2 separate regions of the Mus musculus genome follow, and region 1 is linked to region 2. The links are chromatin loops, found by intact Hi-C in ENCODE. Cell type or tissue: gastrocnemius. All regions are shown on one strand.

What was found. Peaks named below come from ENCODE experiments on the same cell type or tissue, not always from the same donor. Only the 100,000 strongest peaks of a DNase experiment are listed, where the experiment ranks them.
Region 1: a loop joins it to region 2, with 1.8 times the contacts of the local background. A loop is called at or near these places in 4 of 42 quality-filtered maps.

What each region holds. Positions count from the first base shown.
Region 1 is chr16:10,703,666-10,706,165 of GRCm38, reverse strand. All of the region lies in intron 21 of Clec16a (C-type lectin domain family 16, member A), which reads right to left. Among named protein-coding and RNA genes, the nearest start is that of Gm15558, 21 kb to the right of the region's middle. In gastrocnemius, no CTCF peak of the experiment used is centred here; a DNase peak (open chromatin) is centred at 1,108.
Region 2 is chr16:10,756,426-10,758,925 of GRCm38, reverse strand. No RefSeq gene overlaps it. Among named protein-coding and RNA genes, the nearest start is that of Socs1, 28 kb to the left of the region's middle. In gastrocnemius, no CTCF peak of the experiment used is centred here; no DNase peak of the experiment used is centred here.

The DNA.
Region 1 (2,500 bases), 53 kb after region 2:
TGGATGGAAAGACAAACTCCACTCTCTTCAGAGAAGCCCCTTCATGGATTTAAAGGCAATGAGCTAAGTCTCCACTCCTGAAAGCCTTGACTACATTGTTCAGTCCTCAAACTTTCTGGATTTACCACTGCAGGTTGGAGCCTTTTCAGTAATATTATCTTCAAGAACTCTGGATGAGAGCCATCCTTGCTGCAGAAAAAGTAGGAGAGAAAGCTGTTTACATGTCACATCTATCAGGCAAACTTCTCTGGCCCAGGAGTCAGATGTGAGGACTTAATAGGCAAGGGCAAGCTATAGCTTCTCCAGGGCATAGCCCAAACTTCCTCTGGTTTGTCCCTGGAATATCTCCCTGGACACCAAAGGTTGTGGAGCTGATGAACCAGGCAGGTTTTCAGCAACAGTATATACTGCTCTGTGGCTTTTGGTGAGGCCTTAGTCCTCCCCACCTGCTCAAAGAGGAGCAATAGCAACTGTCTCTCAGGATCACTGTTAAGGGTGGTGAGATACTCTGCTGCTGCTAGCAATGCAGGTAGGCTCATGTTACTCTAACCAGTGGGGCCAAACTTTTAGATGTTTTTACCTTAGAGCAGCTGGCAGGCAGGGAACAGAATTGAGAGCACGACCTCTTTCTGGTAGTGTGACTGACTGAGACTTCAGGCACTCTGTCACAGTGAAGGTGCTGCATGAGCTTCAGGTCCAGCAGTAGTCCCAGGGCTAGATCTACCAAGCCAGAAGGCTTACCCTTACCTAACTCTGCCCAGATTCTGGGAGACCCCAGAGTCTCACATGTTGTCTCCATTCCCTTATACTTCTAGCAGTAGTAAGGAGCTTAGACAACCATGAATCAGAACCACTTGCTCCTGTTTAAAGTGGCCGGAGGCTGCCTTCTCCCATTCTCTCTGTGCTCCAGTCTATGGGTCTTCAATGTCCAGTAGCTCAGGCATGACTGCTGCCATGACTATGCTGACCCTCCTCATGGGGATACTTCAGCATGATGTATTTAATAGACTTTAGGAGGTCTTGGTGCACATGTGCTACATGAAAAGCTAACCCTCATGGTGCCATAGCATGGCTGGCAGAGCCAGAGAACCCTGGCCAGAAGCCTGTGAGCATCTTCGGTGCTGTCTGGAGGAGGCAGGCATAAAGCCAGGTGCTCTGGTTACTATAGAGCTCCTGGCCCTGGGTGCCACTTCTTTACCTGAGCTGGGTTCTCTCCTCATTATGACCCCAGTTCAGTGGTTCTGTGAGGTGCTGGCACAGCAATAATTTTACTCCAGAAGAGGACACTAAGGCTCAGGGATCTACAGAATGTCACACAGTATCTGTGGGCAGGTGTGGACTGAAATTTGGGACCTAACTCTGGGGAGTGGGCCTCATCTTTCTGCCAGGGCTTCCTTGGCAGGGACAGGGGACTGTGGGAACAGAGCAGTGACATGCAGTTCTGCAGAGCAGGCACTCAAGTGGTGGTAGGCTTCACACTATTGAGCCCAGCACTTCCCGTGGGTGCTTTCTGCTGGCCAGCTCAAAGGCCTCTTTGAGAGGGAGAACCATAAGCAGTCAGTCCATCCAGCTAGGCATTGTTCTGACCTAATGTACATTCCCTTGGGCTTCTGGCTTGGAACTTGGGGGAAAAGGAGCAAACACATTTATTCCCATGAGGTTCAGGGTTGTTTATGGAAGGCTCATTCCATGAAGAACTCTTCCTACCACTTGGCTGTTCCCAAAGTTTATGAGGACACTGCCAATCCAAGAGTCTAAAGTGTATGTGGAGGCCTAAATTGTTACCTGTACGGTCACCATGCTGAGAAAGCCACAACAGAAGGATCCTTTACCTCAGAGGCTCTATAGAACTCTCTAGCTGACTTAGCAGGAAAGAGAACAAAGAGCAGGAGGAGGTCAGATGTTTCCCAGGAACCCAGCAGACAGAAGCAGCAGGCCTGCTCTGAGCCTCTGCGCCACTTCCTGAGTCTTGCTGGACCAGCTGTGCACGAGTGAGCGATTAATAAAGTTATATGTTTTAACTATGTTTCTAGCTGCTGTGATAAAAATACCCTGACAAAGGCAACTGAAAGAAGAAAGGGCATTCTTTGGCTCAGTTTCAAGTCCACCATGGCATGTGAATCATGATGGCGAAAGAGTATGAGGCAGGAGGAGTCACAGTCAGGGAGCAAAGAAAGAGGAATGCTGGACTTGAGCTAGCTTTCTCCATTTTTCAGTCCAGGATCCCAGCCCATGGAATTAAGATGGTTCTTGGCTAATCCCCACCACACCTCGGTTTCTCTCCTCATTTTATATAGGTAGCCTAGTGTCTAGCACAAATTTGTCCATCTCCCCACGGCTAGACTTTCAGATGTGTACCACCATGCCTGGCTTGTACTTTTTTTTATCTTGTTACTCCTCAAATGGAACCTGAATAGGTGGCTTTTTGTGTCCTGAGTCCCCAGCAGGGCTCACAGAGACTGCAGAGCAGAGTGTTGGAACCAGCTGACCAGTTTGGGGG
Region 2 (2,500 bases):
TTCAAGCTAGGGCTAATGCCAGGGCAGTACAGTAATAACTCCTTGGGACAGACAGCCGAGGAACAGCCACTGAGGCAGTGGTGACCCTAAGATTCAAAAGCCAGGAAGGCAAGCTTCTGGGGCATGTCCAGGCAAGAGGCAGGGAGGAGAGACCCGGGCAAGTCCCTGGCGCAGCCTGCAAACTCAGTTTCCTTCTTTGTAAATAGGAGGGTGTCGCAAGCCAGCAAGGCTACCCACTTTCTGCTCCCCTGCATCCATACCCGTGATGTTCTTTGTAGCTAGGGACACCATGGTGGATGGGCTTCCCACCTGTTCCCCGCAGAGTATGGTGACCCAGGTGTGGACTATGGGCCCTGCTTGGCGAGAGAGAAAGAGACTGGGGCATTTCCAGCACCTGCCTGGGTGAACCCCCAGGAACCAGGCGTATCAGGCCAGTGGACACCATCATTCCAGGAAGCCAGATCTCTGCTCATTTGCATAGCCACTTTAACAGGAAGAGGGATCTCATTGCCTCATCCACCAGGGCTGGGCTGCCACGTTGGCTAGGGGCTTAGTGGAGTAGTGAGGCAGGGACCCCAACTAAGCTCTCCACCCTTGACTCAGATTGGGGGACAGGTGGCCTAGGAGCCCTGCACTGTTCCCATGTCCATCTGGACCAGCCATACCCTAGGGAAGGAAAGGGATTGAAAATAGTGCCAGCTGGACCCCTTCACTGAGGTCAAAGTTTACTACATTGTTCCTGAGCAATCCTGGTTCCCAGAAGTGGTGGGAACACTTCCCACCTACAGGAAGTGTCCCTGCCTGCTACCTGGTCCCTGTCTGCCCTTCCCAGTCCCCTCCCCACTGGTCCTTTCCCGTAAGTCCAACTTCAAGAAGGAAGCATGTGCTCCCACATCTCTGAGCAGGTGTGAGGCAGGATGCAGCCATTTCAGGAGCAGAAAATCCTGAAGACTGGGATCTACCTTCTTCTGACCTCTCCTGGGCCCCAAGCTTGCTACTGATGCTTACCAGGAGGGCCTACAGGGCAGAGGCTTGAGAAATGGAGAAAGTGGCTTCAGGCTTAACATGGGCCTTTTTGTTTGTTTGTTTTCTGAGACAGGGTTGTGTAACCCTGGCTGTCCTGGAACTCTGTAGACCAGGCTGGCCTCCAACTCACAGAGACTGCCTGCCTTTGCCTCTCAAGTGCTGGAATTAAAGGCGTGCGCCACTACCACCTGTACATAGGCCTTCTTAATGGCAAGTTCTGTGACATTGGGTCATGTTAGGGGGAGGCCATACCCTCCCAATCCATGTAGACACAGCTGCATGGGGTTTGAATGCCAGCTCTGACAATGGCTATGTGTTCTGAGACCAGCTCCCTGAGCTCAACTTCTCTATATACAAGTAGGCATTGGGGTGGGGCAGTCCTCTTCCTCTAGGTCTGAAGAGTAGGTACCACAGGGAAGAGCCTGCCCAGTAGGAGGAAGAGGGCATCTGGACTCCTAAGCCCACCAGGAGATGGTAATGCCCTTCTGTAGGGGCCCTGGAGCAGGGCTGGGATCATTGATTAGCCCCTTGCAGAAGCCAGAGCAGGGGAGAAGCCAAATACTGTGTCCTTAGAAGGGCTGAGGTAGGACTACACCTGGCCTAGGAGGCTTCCTGGAAGAGGGGGTGTGTGAGCTGGTGAAGCAGGTTTGACACCTGGAGTGGAAGGAAGGAGTCTCTCAGGTGGCACAGCTCACAGGGTGGAGGTGAGTGAGCAGGGCCCCTGTCACACTGAGTTTCCAGACACCGGTCCTGGCATGGCCAGTCTCCATCACTCTAAGTCTTTAGACCCCTGTGTATGAAGACACTTCCTGTCCCAGGACATCATCCCAGACCTCACAGGACAGCTGTAGGCGTGGATGATGCCCTTTCCTTCCTCTGAGAGCTCTGCCCATATGTCCTGAGGGTCATGGTGACTGGCACTGGAATACATAACTGTTTTCTATTGTTTTGCTTTGAATTTGGGGACAGGATCATATTATGTAGCCCAGGCTGGCCTGGGATTGACCATATAATCTAGGCTAGCCTCAAACTTGCGACAACCACCCTGCCTCTGTTTCCTGAGTGCTGAAATTACATGCAGCTCTGAGCCACTACAACCAGCGGTTGTTTGTATCCTCACTCCGTAGCCCAGGCTGGCCTCAGACTCATGGCAATCTTACTGCCTTGACCTCCTCAGTGCTGAAGACACAGTCATGAGTAATTTTTGCCCATTTTCCATTGTTTTTGTTTTGTTTTTGGAGACAGTCTCTCTATGTAGTGCTGGCTGTCCTGAAACACACTCTGTAGCCCAGGCTGGCCCCTGGCTCACAGAGATCTGCCTGCTTCTGCCTCCAGAGTGCTGGATGTGCTGTCACCACCTGGCTCTATTATTTTTCTATGGAAAATAATTTCTCCCCTCTGGGAGCTGGGGATGGAATCCAGGGTCTGGCACGTGCTAGACAAGTGCTCTGCCACCGAGCGACACAGTGAGCTC